2 separate regions of the Mus musculus genome follow, and region 1 is linked to region 2. A link is a loop called in an ENCODE intact Hi-C map of the cell type or tissue named here. Cell type or tissue: heart. All regions are shown on one strand.

Region 1 (8,000 bases), 53 kb before region 2:
CCCTGATGATGATCAAGGAGGAAGCATTTGAGGAGAACTGCCCCTTAAGAGACTCTTCCTCCCTTCTCCTCCCTCCCATCCCTCATCCTAACTCCAGCTCTCACTCAACGTCACGGCTGCGACAACCAACAGCCTTCCAGGCAGCATCCCAACTCTAACTCTAGCAATCCAAATACACACAAAACCTCACACCAGCTGACTCCCCTAACACCAACCTCAAGACAGTCCCACTCAGTTCTACGTGGACTCTCAGCTAGCACCTCAAAATCAATAAATTCAGAATTAACTGTCACAGCATCTCAGCAGACCCAGGGCCAGTTCATGATTGTCCATCACTGATGGTGGCAGTGCTGCCTTTATAAAGCTCTGGAACCTTACAATCACCTTTAATAATCCTTTGCCTCCTTCATCTTACTATGTAATCAGTAATAAAACTAACTCTTTTTAAAATTGAACTTTTCTTTCTTCCTTGCTTGCTTGCTTATCTCACAATGTAGTCCTGGCTAGCCTAGAACTCACTATGTAGACCAGGCCAGCCTTGAACTCAGAGATCTTCCTGTCTCTACCTTGATAGTGCTGAGATTAAAGTTGTGTGCCTCCATGACAATCGGAAAATCACACCTCTAAATCTGTCTTTTCCTTTCTGTCAGCATTGCAACCATCACTAGAACACAATCTGAACTCCAGGTAGAGTCTCCCCAATTCCCACTTCTGTTCTCTCTCCTCTTCACTGCATCTAACATATTTCCAGGAGAACCTTCCTAAAGATCTCTCACACCCTTGCTCTTCCATCTGAGGACCCCCTATCAGAAGGATGAGGTCATGGAAGAACGCCAGCAGGGCTGTGTTGTTTGTTGATATAAACTATTCTTTTATTAGATGTGGAATGGTCTCTGACTTGAAGAGCAGAGAGACAGTCTGACCAGATAGGGAAAGGGGGGGGGGGGGGCTTGTTTAGAACACCTTCAAACTGCAAGACAAGTTTCAATTTTAGGCGGTAAAAAAGTTTTCAAACCATGTCTCTGTTTACCTGACTGGACCTTACATGTGAAATGAATCCTAGCCTCATATCTGTCTTCTTCCTATGGGATCATAGGCCCAACACTATTTTCTACAGCTTTTTTAATCACTTAGTGAGTTTTGGTTCCAATAGTAAGTTCTTGTACTAATTATAATCAAGTTTTGTACAGACAACTACCTATTTCTTGTGGGACCTAGAAAGCAGGTATGCTAACTAGGTCCTCCATAGCTGGTAGTCAGACAGAAATGTTAGGGAACCATGCCTTTAGAAGAGAAATGCACTGAGTGATCAGATGTCATAGGAAGACAGAACAAATATGAAAGTAAACTTACTGACTTGTTCCTGAGTTACTGTAACTGTTGGGAGAGATGTGATCTTCTCCTTGTCGGCTGGAGGGGGACCCGTGTTTTCCAGCTGTCCTAGAAGCTACAAAAAGAAGATGCAGCAATGCTCATTAGCTCCGTAATTGGGGAGAGCCTTTCCAGCTGAGGACAGACAGTAAGGCACTAAGAATGCTCGCTGCTCTTAACTTGTGCAGGACTCCTACCCGGGCTGGAACACTCAGAGCTGCTTTCCAATGTCAGAGTGACACCAGTGTAAGTCATGATTATAAGGAAGACTCGTAACTGAAGTTGGGCATAAAGCACATTTAAGATACCAAAAGAGTTGTGATGTCCTGGATAAAATTATAACTTAATAAAAACCAATATAAACTGATTAGAATTTTTATTCAGTCAGAAGGAAGGCGTGGGAGTATGGAAAGCAGCAAAAAGCCAAGAGATGGATATATTACTGACTATGAGAACACTTAGAAATAAACAACGTGCTTTCTATTCTCAACAGTCCACAGGAAAATGAAAACCAATCAGGTAACAATGAGCATAAACAAGTGGAAGCATTATACTGCATGGGAAGCTCTCATCTCTGCTTCCTTCCTCTACTCTGCTTGGTCTGGCAGAAACCCCTGCTAACACGGGAGACCCTATTCTTCCGTGAAATGTCTGTTTTTCACAGGACTGAACAAGAGGACAAATTACAATGAACTTCTTGTTACAGGAAAAGTATTTACTTCTTCCAGTGGTAAAGTCATCCTCTAGAAATCCTGGGATGCCTAGTAGGAACATGGAAATTATGGATGCCCATAGCCCATCCATCCTCTTAGTAAAAACAGAAACCCAAAAGCTCACACTATCTGTGAGAGAAGAGTGACTAACATTTCAGAAAGTAGCAGGAGTCTGTGGAACCATGAGACACATCAAACAGACACCCTCTCAAAAAGACAGCTCCTCACCTGGGTTACAATGGCATCAAGGCCTGTCTGACCCCAGGCATAGTCCCCAGGGTTGGAGTGCAGCATCCCGCTCCTATACGGGAGATGAGACAGACAGGATTAGGTGGGTGACCAGGCTCTCTGCCAGAATACAGTGGATCTAGCAGTGGAGTACTGCTCTCTCTGAGCTCCAAGTCACTAGCCCTCTACAATCCAGAGGCAAGCAAAGTCTCTGTATTTGAAAAGTTAAACAGATTATTTAGAGAGATGCTTTTATTCTCAACAATTTCTTCCCTAGCTGGAACAAAATGTGATACCCTCTAGCTGCTACAGCACTCTGTGCTTTTTTTTTTAAAGTGTGTTTTGGCTGGCCCAAATCTACAGCAGACTTCCCTCATTCAAAGAGGCGGCATGTGCCCTGCACAGTAAGGACTTTTGGTAGAAAAGCAGTCACAACAGTTCCTGTGAATCGTGGCTCAGCACTTACAAAGGGACTTGGCCAGACTTCTTTCTTGGTGCTGTTGGTGCAGTGCCTTGGGTGACAGGCACAGGCTCTAGCTAGGCCACACCTAAAGTTACCAGAGGCTGTAAAGTGGAGTAGATGAGGGAAGGACTGGACAGAAAGTCCTTCTGTGGCAATATTAGAAACCGCAAATAACTGCAGGAAAGATGGCTTTAGGAAGACACTGTCTGCAAGCCCTACCATACCTAAGTGTCACTGAAACTGAACTAAGTGTGGCTTTGTTTTTTTGAGAAACTTTCTTACTTTAAGAAAAGAAGGTAGGGCTGGAGAGATGGCTCAGTGGTTAAGAGCACTAACTGCTCTTCCAGAGGTCCTGAGTTTAATTCCTAACAACACATGGTGACTCGACTCACAACCATCTGTAATAGGATCTGATGTCCTCTTCTGGTGTGTCTGAAGATAGCTACAGTGTACTCATGATATATAAAATAAATAAATCTTTTTAAAAAATGTTTAAAAAAAAGAAAAGAAGATAAAATGATATGTTGATCTCAACTTCAGGAATTCTTTCTGTGTGGTCCATAAGAAAAACTTGCAAAACAGATCCGAAGCCTGGCAGGGACCATCTCATTCCCCACCCAATATAACTCAAACCAAGACAGAAAACAACCAGGCATGACAGCAACATCTTAGGGGACCAGGCCAGCTGCCCTGAACATCAACAAGGAAAACTGAGTTCTGACTGAGTTTGGTTTGGTTAAAAAAAAAAAAAAAAGTAATCCAATATCCCAGGCACATCCACATACTCACCTATGCAAGTTTTCTTTCTATATGGTACAGAAATGCTAGCACCTAAAATGGTACTATTCAAGTAATGCAATATAGAAAAAGAATGGTCACTTACCAAGAAAAGGGGTGTGGGGATCCAGGAATGGCAGAATTTGCAAAGAATCCTGCAAAGATCTGTTGTATTATTCTGTTAAGAGAGGAAAAGTGAGATAAAATAGCACATAAGAAGTATTCCACAGGGCTGGTGAGATGGCTCAGTGGGTAAGAGCACCCGACTGCTCTTCCGAAGTTCAGGAGTTCAAATCCCAGCAACCACATGGTGGCTCACAACCATCCATAACGAGATCTGACTCCCTCTCCTGGAGTGTCTGAGGGCAGCTTCAGTGTACTTACATATAATAAATAAATAAATCTTTAAAAAAAAAAGTATTCCACAGATAATTGTGGCTGACTAGACAACAATCAACACTCCAATAGTTTCCACTGCTTGTTATACAAAAGACACCAACAGAAATCAGTCCATTACCTATGGTACATCTGTTCATTGTTGCTCTTTGTGAGTTCTGCAATTTTTAGACTAACAAAAATTTTTAAATTAGGTTAGAAAATGACCTGATGTTATGATGTGGCTTTCAAAATATTTCCTTGGATCTTTGACACCAGGATGAGAAAGGGTCCAAAGGATGCTGCCCCAATGGAGTTCTGGACCCATTTCCTTTTTTAAAGGGGCATTAAGCTAATCAACATAACTTCAGTTATGTTGATTATCAGCCAATATCAGACTATTAGACAAATATGCCTACAAATTATCCAATATTTCTCTCCCTTCAAACTTGGTTAGACTTAGTGATCAACTTCTAGATAAGATATGACTGAAGTGACTGTGGCTTGCAAGATTATAATACCAAAAGTTATCATGATTTCTTTCCTTCTCCCTCTATCTATATTAGATCATCTACTCTAAAAGAGCTGCCAAGTCACGGGGACGGGGAAAGGGCTCTATGAAGAGACACATATGGTGAGCAAGCTAAGGCTCCTGCTAATTTTCAAGAGAAAGAGCCATCTCAGAAGCAGGTCTTCTATGTCCAGTTCAAGTATTCAAATAACTATCCCACAGAAGGCATGCTAGCTATGACCTAACTGGAACCCTTCGCCAGAACCACCTAGCTAAGCTGTTCCTCAATGCCAGAGCTGCAGAAAGAATGAGACGGCAAATGTAGGCTGGGGTAACTCACACAAGGCCCTCCTGCTTACTAGGAGCGCGTGGAGTCAGTTACCACACTGGTGAACTGACAAGCAGGTAAACAGTGAGAAAGCAGCGGCAGCCCCTGAAGCTCTGCAGGCAGCCTGTTACAAATGCCGAGTCTGCCAGGGTCACCTCCTTAGCAGGGCTCATTCTCATTCTGCTCCTCACCCTCTAAAAGTCAGAAGTTGGCTCAGCTTTATCGGAAGTACCAAAGAGAGACTGCTCAGAGCGGTCCCAGTAAGTTTTGTTCAGAAATTACCGTCAGCTAATAGACACACTCTTTATACTGACTTTTCTGTTATAGTTCTTGTGGTTACATAATTTCTTTTTAAAGGTAAATGTTAAAAGTATGTAAAAGTTTGCACTTTCAACTAGTCTACAGAAGAGCAAAATAATCCCACAAATGTAGAGGGGAGTCCCACGCTGAGCCCACAGGAGACTCCTCACACAGTTCCATGGTGTGCCTGGCTCATTCTCCCAGGCCTGGTCTCTGAGTTCTGTTTTCTTTTTTTCCTTTTCTTTCTGTTGTTTTTTGTTTTTCCTTGAGGCAAGATCTCATTGTGTAGCACAGCTTAATACTTGCTATGGAATACAGAGGGCTTCAAACTCACAGCAATTCCTCTGCCTTAGTTTCTTAAGTGGTGGAAATACAGGTATAGGTTGCCATGCCAAGAAATTCTATTTTTTTTCTTGACTTCTTTTTTTTTTTAATTACGTATTTTCCTCAATTACATTTCCAATGCTGTCCCAAAAGTCTCCCACACCCCCACCCACCCACCCATTCCCATTTTTTGGCCCTGGCATTCCCCTGTACTGGGGCATATAAAGTTTGCCTGTCCAATGGGCCTCTCTTTCCAGTGATGGCCGACTAGGCCATCTTTTGTCTTGACTTCTTCTTATATCCAACTTTGTAAATTAAAATACCACAAACAGGCAATAACTTCCATATTTTATTTCCAGCCAAATGTGCTGTCTGCTCACTACCTGCACTTGACACCTCCAAACACTTCAAACTCACCATGTCCCAAATTACAAAATCACCAATGTTTTCTTCCAAACTGTTCTTCTTAGTGCTTTCCATGTCACAGTGTCCCCACTTTTCTAGTCCCTCAGGCCAGCAACCTTGTGCCCCCCTTTTCTCTTTTTCTGTTACATGCTGTAGCCCATACTCAACGTTACACCCAAGCAAGTCTTTATTATTCTCATCTAAGTCACTGGCGTTTCTAGCTCAGGTTAAGGCAGTGGCTTCTTAGGTCGCTCTCCAACTCTCTCCCTGCCCTCAGTTCTCTACTCTGCTCTACAGAGTGGACAGACATAAATTAAACCTAAGGGTCCACTCAAGTAAAAGCCCTTAGATTCTGCATGTTTGAATATCTACCTTCCCAGCCACAAGCCAAAAACTTCCCTGAGACTTCATCTCCTAATACTCGCCTCACTTAATTCTGCTCCACACCGGTGTATCTCCTTGGGGGCATGTTCTAGCTCTGTCCTTCACTTCCTTTGTTTATTCACATACTTATTTAACCTTTTCAATAAGGCCTTTGCTGAGTCCTTCAGGAACCTTTATGTCTCCCACATCCCTTCTCTCCATTCCCTGCACGCTACCTCACACTCAGCACTGCTCAACACTCAACATTTTGCCTACTTTTCCTCATTAGTACTTAAAATCCACAAAAAGACACTTTTTCATGACTGCATTCACTATTATGTGCACAACATCTAAAAGAACCATTGGTAAGAGGAAAAGCAATGTCTGTTGGATTAATTAAGAGAACCCCCTAGATGGGGACAAACTGGATGTATATGAAGAGATATGTTCATATAAAATATTAATAAAACATGTATATGATTGAGCCTATTTCAACTACATACATTGTGTATGTCTATTTAAAAGTTGGTAAGATTACAATATCAAAGTCTAACTGGGGCTGCTTCTTTGTAATGCTGTCAGTCCCAGATGACCTTGAACTCTGAGATCTCCTTGCCTTAGTCTCCTGGAATTCATAGCCACTATGCCTCCAGATCTCCATGCCAAGATCCAGGTCAGAAACTTGTATCTCCCAGCCTCAAGATTAGGATCACAGGTGAGCCTTCCAATTCTGGATTGTAGTTCATTCCAGATATAGTCAAGTTGACAACCAGGAATAGCCACTACAATCTACCCCTTGTCAACTTGACATAAATAATATCTCATGTCCACATAAAACAATAACAATATGCCTAACATGACGTAACTGTTTCATGTACAGTTGAGATTGCATTTGTAAATTTACAATGGGGCAATATCCCTTGGGAACATTCTTTTAGTATCTCAACTTATATACCAATTGATGTTAAATTGGAAGAATAGGGCTGGTGAGATGGCTCAGTGGTTAAGAGCATTGACTGCTCTTCCAGAGGTCCTGAGTTCAAATCCCAGCAACTGCATGGTGGCTCACAACATCTGTAGTGAGATCAGATACCCTCTTCTGGTGTCTGAAGACTGCTACAGTGTACTTGGATATAAAAAATAAATATTTTTTAATTGAAAGAATAACTATAACAAAATAAAACAAAACTACATCTGGTGCAGCAGCTGCAATCAGAGTTACCACCTGATTTAGTTTTCGATAGTCAACTGTCATTCTCCATGATCCATCTGTCTTCTGCACTGGCCAGATAGGAGAGTTAAAGGGAGATGTGGTGGGAACCACCACCCCTGCATCTTTCAAGTCCTTGATGGTGGCAGTAATTTCTGTAATTCCTCCAGGAATACAATACTGGTTTTTGATTCACTGTTTTCTTTGGCAGAAGCAACTCCAAAGGCTTCCATTTAGTCTTTCCAACCATAATAGCCCTCACTCTACAGGTCAGGGAACCAATATGAGAATTCTGCCAATTTCTAAGTATATCAACCCCAATTATACATTCTGAAACTGGGTAAATGGCCACAAGTTGTGTTCAGGGACCTACTGTGAGTCAGACATCAGTCAAAATTCCATTAATCACCTTTCCTCCATAAATCCCTACTTTAACTGGAGGGCCTCAATGTTTCTTGGGATCGATCTCCTGGGATCATTGTCAATTCAGAACCAGTATCCAATAGACCCTGGAAAGTCTGATTATTTCCTTTCCTACAGTGTACAGTTAGTTACCCTTATAAAAGGCTATATAGGTCCCTCTGGGGAAGAACTGGAGAAAAGACTAGCAGCAGAAATTTTAGGTTTCCTAT
Region 2 (8,000 bases):
TGATTATCCTGCCTCTACCTCCCAAGTGTAATACAGGCATACAGCACCATATCCAGCTAAAGTTAGTAGGGATTGAACCCAAGGCCTTGCACATAGTAGACAGGAGCTCTGCCCATTAAACCATATCTCCAGCCCCTATTACAGCTTCTTAAAGATCCCAAAAGAGCAGTGTGGTATCGGTGGTAGTGGTATTAGTACATCTGTAATCCCAGGAGGAGATAAGAAGTTCTAGACCACTCACCACTATAAGTTTGAAAGTAGCCAATTTACATGTGACCCTCTCTCAAAAAAATAAATTATGGGCCAGCAAGATTGCTCAAAATATAAAGACACTTGCCACCAAATCTGACAACCTGAGATCAATCCCCAGGACCTGAATAATAGAAGGAAGGAACTAAGTCTCACAAGTTGTCCTCTGACCTCCACACATACACCATGGCATAAGCACACTGACACACACACACATACTCACTCTCTTTCTCTCTCTAAATGAATATATAAATAAATAAATAAATGTAAAACAATTTTTAAACAAAATATAAAAAAGCTCTCAAAATACCAACATTATCCCTGATAGATACTAATCATGTAGACAGTACAGATTTTAAGTCACAGATAATAGAGTTCAAGGTAATCCAATGATTAGCATCTTTGAAATTTATCTCAAATCAATAATTTTTCCTCTAGTTTAGTAGTATGAATTTTTGAAGAAGGACACCACTTAGCTCCCCTTATTATGAGATGATCAGAATGTTTTCCTACATTGGAGCCATTGTAAGTACAACACAATGATTAATACCTGGGTAAGTAGCTGGGAAAGAGCCAAATAAGATAGCATTACTTACTAAAAAGGACATTTATTAGCTCAAAGAAGATGATATAACAGAGAACTAGGAAGTGAGAAGCCCACCAGTCCCTTCTGGATGAGCCAGAGGTGAGCAACATCCCAGCAGACTTTAATTAGACTTGTCTTTCATCTGGATTTCCATGGAACACTTAAGAACCACATTAGTCTCATCAAAATGCAAAGCAGGCTACTCTGCTACATAATTATCACTCTGGAACTCCACCTTGAAAGAGCATAATTTAAAGAAGAATGGGGTACTGATAGTATGCGGGAGAAAGCACACCTTTACACCCCTTCAAACAGTCCTGCGTGGGGTTCTGTCCATCACTGTAGTGTAGTAACTCTATTAGTTTTGGCCCCATATTTGCCTCTCAATAAAATAGTGAGATAAATTAAAAGCTTCTGGAAATTTCCTTCAAATATTTCTTCTATCATCTGATGATTGATACACACACACACACACACACACACACACACACACACACACCACACACATAAAATGTCATTCTACCCTGTCAATCTGGAGCTGGGCAGTGGCACAAACCTTTAATCCCAGCAGTCAGGAAGCAGAGGCAGGCAGATCTCTGTGAGTTTGAGGACAGTCTGTTCTACATAGTAAGTTCCAGGACATCCAGAGCTACATAGTGAGACCCTTTCTCACAAAAGGAGAGAGACAGACAGACAGACATGAACTATGCAGGAGCAGCTCTACCATCCCAGCACTCTGGAGGCAGAGACAGGAGGATAAGGCCAGCCTGATCTACATATTAAGCTCCAAGACAGCCAGATCTACAGAGAGACCTTGTCTCAAAACAAAAATACCCACCCCCAATCCCAAGTATGCTACTTACCACTTTTTGCTAGAATTATTTTCATCATAAATATGAAAACTCATCTAGAAGAGCAATTCCTACATGATTCATTTAAGAGAGTCCTCTTTGAGGCATAAGGAGGTAATAGGGCTACTGAATATACTTTTCTTTTTAAATTCCCTTTAATGCTTTTTTCTCATTCCATGGTACCATATTTCTAAAGTAACCTTCTGTCCTCTTCTTGGGATCATACAAATTAAAGACAACCAGTTAAGAGAGGGGAGATGAGGAAGAGCAGTGAGAAATATTCATTCCCACCAAACGAAATGACCTCAGCTCACATGACTGACCACATAGCATTAGGGATACTTCATTCTCAGTCCAAAGTAATGAACCCTAAAGTTTGTTAGGTACATGTAGCCTCCAGAGAAAAATGATAAACAAAACCTAAGGGCAGTTTCAGGGATAGCTTTGGATAAGCTACTGCAGTTGCCTTTCAGTACTTAAAAATATATCAAGAAATAGGCGCAGTTGATGGAATGCTTGCCTGGCATGAATAGGCCCTGGGTACCACATAAACAAGGCGTAACAACAGCATATGCTTTATCTAACACCTATATCCTAGCATTTGTGAGATGGGGCAGGAGGACCAGAAATTCAAGGTCATACAGAATTTGAGGCTAGCTTGAGCTATGTCAGAATCAATCAATCTCTCTCTCTCTCTCTCTCTCTCTCTCTCTCTCTCTCTCTCTCTCTCTCCCCCTCCCTCTGACTCTCCCCCTCCCCTTCCCCTCTCCTTTCCTCTTCTCTCCCACTCTTCTCTCCAACATATAGGAAGGAAGGGAGGGAGGGAGGGAGAGGGGAGAAGGATGGAGGGACAGAGGGAGGTGGGGTGACAAACACACCCTAGATTGGGAAGGGAGAAGAAGGGAGAAGAAACAAGAGCTGTGACCCTTATAAGCTCTCAATTGTAGAATACTTGCTTAGCATGTCTGAGACCTAGAGTTCAATCCACAGGCCCACCCACCCCATAAAGCAAAGATAAGGCTAATGTAAGGTGGTGTCCAGTCAGTGCATTAGTAAGTGACGGTTCTGGACATCCAGCTATTACAAGGGTCAGTGTCCTCTCAGTATCCACTAGGGTTGTGAACTCAGTTAAGACAATGAGAAACTGTATCCATGATACATTGAGTCTGCTTATCCTCAAAGGACAGTCAGATTCCCCACACCATTCACCCGATTTAAGGAATTATGCATGCCTACTTAGTCTGGGTCCCTGCAATGAGATTCAAGTCTACAATAGAATTTATCTTTTTCAAACCCTCCCACGTGCCCTCTATAGATGTAACCCTATGAAGACCATGTCAGCAGGGTTTGAGTCAGTTCACCAATCACAGCAGGGTTTGAGTCAGTTCACCAATCACAGCAGGGTTTGAGTCAGTTCACCAATCACAGCAGTGTTTGAGTCAGTTCACCGATCACAGAGACAGACTTGTACTCAACTGACTTGTATTTTCTGATAAACGTTTCCAAGATAACTGCCTGAGACTACAGACTTAAAATGCCCACGAAACAAAATCAAAGCCACTAGCTCCCACATAAATCAAAACTAAATCTGGCCAGGCATAGTGCCACACACCTTTACCCTCAGCACCGGAGTAAGGCAGAGGCAAGAGGATCTCTGAGTTCAAGACCAGCCTGGGCTATATATTGAGTTTTTTAGGCCAACCAGGCTTATGCAGTAAAACTCTGTCTCAAAAAACAACAGCCAGACACAGTGGCATCCACCTTTAACCCCAGTACTTGGGAGGCAGAGGCAAGATTTTTCTGAGGGTTGGAGGCCAGCCCAGGCTACAGAGCTAGTTTCAGGACAGCCAAGGCTACCTAGAGACCCTGTCTCAGGAAAAGCAGTAAGTCTGACCTTATCACACCTTTTCCTGAAAACACAGAACAACACTGATTAGCTACTTACTGAGCACCACAGTGACTAAAAGTAACATAGACGTTAAAAACAGCTAAAGCAGCAGACTCAGTGAAAATCATGTGAGACAGGGCTGGCTCGCCAAGCCTCCCCCTCTGAGTTTGACCCCCACAAGATCCATGTGGTAGAAGGAGAGAACTAACATCCAAAAGCTGTCTTCTGGCCAGTGGCACTATGGTACACATTCATACACATAAACACACACAACAAACAAATGAAAATAAAAACTGAAAAGAGGAAGATAATATATGTTAAACTCAAATAGTTTGATTTAGCCATTCCATGATGTACTCATATCAAATATGATGTACTCCATAACTACAATTCCTCCTGGTCTTGCATATTCTCAAGCTAAATTATACCTATCCTTGAAAATTCAATCTAATTCCATCCACCTCATATGTCATAGGTCTCCAATAACACCGATTCAACCATGTCTTCCTTTCTGAAACTGAAACCATGTATTATCTGTCCTCATTTATTTTGCTGCAGTGACTTTGGATAGACTACACAGGGTAATTCCACTAACAGTCAGGTTGCTGGGGTTGGAGTGTAGGGGTGTTACCTGTAATTCCAGTAACAGGAGGCTCAGACAGGAGGTTCTTGAGTTCAAAACTAACCTGAACTATATAAGACAGTTTACTGATAGAGCTCTTACTTACCTAACAAGTACGAGGGCCTAGGTCAGCCCTCAAACCTACGTTGCAAGTGACACTGCATCCATTTTAGTTTATCTAAGTAGATTCTGCAAAGGCTGCACAAGGATGAAAATCACCTAACTGTATTTCTCAGAACTTGTCCCCATCCTTAAACAACGCATGATGATTGCTAATTTTTCCATGTTTGCCTTGTCTTTCAAAAAAAAAAAAAAAAAAAAAAAAAACCTAAAACTGCAGTCCTTAAGATCAAGACCACATCTGCTTTCACTCACCGCTAGGGCATCCTGTAGAGAACCCTGTCTTTTGCAGGCAGCCTTTGGTTATATTACACACTGATAAGCTTCAACTTACAAGTCAGGCTTAACAAGCAATGAGTCAGAGTTAAAAAAACAAACAAACCAGCAAAGATCATCCATTCGTCTAACTAAGTCTTATAAAAATACCTAAAAAGCCTTAACCAAATTATCCTTTTGAAGTGAAGATTTCAGGTAAGAAAAAGAAAAAGACATTTACATTATGTCTTCTCACTCTGAAAGGCAAATCCTTGAGTGCACACTTACAGATCCAAGGGCTAATGTTTTAAACAGGGCATCCATCACATTCAATAACATGTCACTGATCTTACACACACAGTGGCTCAATTCCAGACTCCCTCTCTAGAGTGTGAGTTCTAATATATGCTGGGGGAAAAAACTTTCCCAAGTTGAAATATGGCAGACAGCACATCAGCATAAAGCAAAGGCAGCAAATGAAACCAACCCACAGTAGATATAGCTAATTATGACACAGAAACTTAGTCGGCCTTCTCTTAAGAGTGTATTCAAAGCCAGGAATGGCGGTGCACACTTTTAATCCCAACCCTAGGAAGGCAGAAGCAGACAGACCTCTGTGAGCTCTAGGCCAGCCTGATCCGAATAAGCAAGTTCCAGGACAGCCAGGACAACATGGTGAGACTTTGGTGCAAAAAGCAAACAAAAAACAGAAAGACACCATGTATTCAAGATACTGTGATTATAAAATAAATTATGACATAGCCACTCGTTTTAAGAAATGTCGCCACCGAACAAGAAAAAGGCTTATTATAATTGGGGGCGCTGGCACTGGCTAGCATGCTGCAGAAACCTTTTCTTAAAGCATAGCCCTACCTCTCTATTGGCTGACAGCCTGGCAGAGCCAATTTTATATCAGAGAAAGCAGTCCCAACATTCTGTTCTTTTTTTGTTTTCCTGGGCAGAAAAAAAAAAAAAATGGAGGGGGTGGGCTAGGAAAGTGGAGCTAAAGACACTGGCAACGTGATATCCAAAATAAGTTGAGACAGTACGTCCTACCTTCTTCCCAAAGCCATTTCCTTCGATAGCAACAGGGAGCGCAGTCTGCAAGTCATTGGTACACTGCTATTTTCACTTTCACAAGAACCCAAAAACCACTGAAGAACAAAATCTCCCTCTTCCCTGTTACCTTCCAAACCTCCTCTTTCTGTACTTCAACAAAACCTACTAAGAAGTCCTCAGCAATATGCTATTTCGGCTCACTGAGGATGCAGAAGGGGGGAGGATCTGGTTGAGAAGTGGGAAGAAAAATAAAGAGTAGGTGAGCCGCAAAAACGGAAAGAGTACAGGGGATAGGTCATCGCGAAAAGACAAGGAAGGGGACTGAGAGCAAATTGGACGCAGATTTGCCCGAGAATTCACCGAGGAGACAAAAAAAGATGGGGGTGGTATTAAAGAGCGGAAGCGAAATGAGGGGCTGATTGGAGACGCCGCGGAAATGAGGGATAGGCAGGACCCTGGCCCTGATGCCCAGGGTTTGCGACCAGTGCCCGGAGACAGCGGGCAGCAGGTACCGAGAACACCGGTGTCAAGGGAATCACGGGTGTGCGGGCAGCCTAAGACCCGGTTTCCAGCCCTAGGAGCCAAGGACCTACGCGGCGCCGGAGCGCGGGACACACGGGGCTCTTACCGGTAGTTTGGGATTGACCTCGCCCTTACAAAAGTGGCAGAAGAAACGGTGTGCGGCGACAGCGGAGCCCGCGTCCGCCCCCGCCGCCGAGGCCTCCGCCATGTTTCGCCTCCGCCGAGGATGTCCGAAAGGGCGGCCGGCGGTCCCTCCCCAGGCCGCTACCTCCCGTGCTGCGGTCGCCACCGCCGTCGCCGCCTCCTCTGGGCGGCCCGCCGCTCCGAGGCCCGCAAGGGTCACGTGAGTCCGCCCGGCCCCGAGAGGCCCGCCCGCCAGCGGCCACGCGACCCGAGGCCCGCCTCCCGGCACCAAAGGCAGAGGAGAGCCCGCCCGCCGGCACCTCAGACAGCCCCTGGCCGGTCCTCCAGCCTCCCAACGAGAGGAGAGAAAGAGCGTCCCCGGAAACCACCGACACTGTCGGCTAGAGCGGCCCGTGCTCTGACCCTTCCGCGTCCGCCTGGATGGTGCTCTACTTCTAAGAAGGGGCGATGGGAAGCTCATGAGCTGAGGCTGCTGGCCTCGGGAGGACAACATTTGGAGCTTCTAAATTAGCCCCGACCCTGAGGTTAGTGAAAACGCTGCCGGAATGAGGAGGCCCTGACTCAGGGCCAAGAAACAAAGTCCGGAACAGAAACTTGCATGAAGGGAGAGGAGCCAGGAAATGCATTCAAGGATGGCAACTGGTCTAAGGATGTTTCTCCAAAGACGTGTGTGTGGCTAAGTGAAATAGTCTTCTCTGCGACACTGTGGCAAGAGGGACAAAAATTTAGGTTCGAGAGAGTTGGAGCTTGTGATAGGGAGGTAATTTCAAAATCAACTACACCCATTCCTGCTTGTGTCTCATGATGTAAAAATTTAATATGGTTCTCAATGGAACATAACTTCATCTCCTAATTGAAATACCCTAAGAAGCTCTTTTTTTACTTTATCTATCTAAGTCGTGGTTTATGGCTTGGGAATAAGTTGTACCCCACTGGGTCATGAGCCTTAGGTCTTTGTATCTGTGACAGAAAGTTATTCGCACTTTCCCTCCCCCTTTGCTTTTAAAGGTCTCACTCTGGACCAGATTTGCTTGGTATTTATTATGTAGCCCAGGCTGGCCTTCAGTTTATGACAGTCTTCTAGCTTTAGTGCTGGAAATACAGATGTTAGCCACCATACCGAGATGAATCCAGTCTTTAAAGATTATTGGAACCACAAACCACATATATTCCCATTAAAATAAATGGCATATATAGGGGAGGATGGCTTGCCTTTTTTTTTTTTTTTTTTTTAATTTTAATAGGATCTCATGTAGCCAACCTGGTTTTGAACTCAATATGTAACCATGAGCTCCTGACCCTCATACTTCCACCTCCTAAGTGCTGAAATTGTAGGCTTGCACCACCATACCTGGCTTTAGAAAACAAATTTGATGTCTAGTTTTCTAGTTCTTTGTTTTGGTGGGTGGTGGGTGTATTACCCACCAGAGTCTTGCTGTATAACACAGGCTGGCTTTGAACTCACTTTGTGCCCAGGTTGACCTGGAACTATTGATTCTTTGACTTTGGTCTCCTGTGTGCAAGAATTACAGGCAGTGTACACCATCATATCTGACCATTGCAATTACTAAATGACAACACATTAGGAATATTTTATGGTAGTTATATTGTATGAAGTCATTTTAAATGTTGGCATAGTATACTCTCTTAAGGTTATACTATAATTTATTGATAGATGCTAGATTATTTATGTCAATGCCAGTA

Evidence for each region. A loop is a pair of places that touch in the nucleus more often than their neighbours do. Peaks named below come from ENCODE experiments on the same cell type or tissue, not always from the same donor. Only the 100,000 strongest peaks of a DNase experiment are listed, where the experiment ranks them.
Region 1: it touches region 2 in a loop (2.1-fold over the local background); 4 of 42 quality-filtered maps call a loop at or near these places.

Annotation. Positions count from the first base shown.
Region 1 is chr3:96,779,378-96,787,377 of GRCm38, reverse strand. Rnf115 (ring finger protein 115) reads right to left here. Exons shown (of 9, transcript NM_026406.3): 5 at 3,659-3,730; 6 at 2,313-2,385; 7 at 1,354-1,447. Among named protein-coding and RNA genes, the nearest start is that of Cd160, 31 kb to the left of the region's middle. In heart, no CTCF peak of the experiment used is centred here; no DNase peak of the experiment used is centred here.
Region 2 is chr3:96,726,169-96,734,168 of GRCm38, reverse strand. It overlaps Polr3c (polymerase (RNA) III (DNA directed) polypeptide C), which reads left to right and starts at 6,730. Exons shown (of 15, transcript NM_028925.1): 1 at 6,730-6,820. Rnf115 (ring finger protein 115) reads right to left here and starts at 6,558. Exons shown (of 9, transcript NM_026406.3): 1 at 6,259-6,558. The coding sequence starts at 6,360. In heart, a CTCF peak has its summit at 4,585; a DNase peak (open chromatin) is centred at 6,548; H3K4me3 peaks cover 2,960 bases; H3K27ac peaks cover 2,486 bases.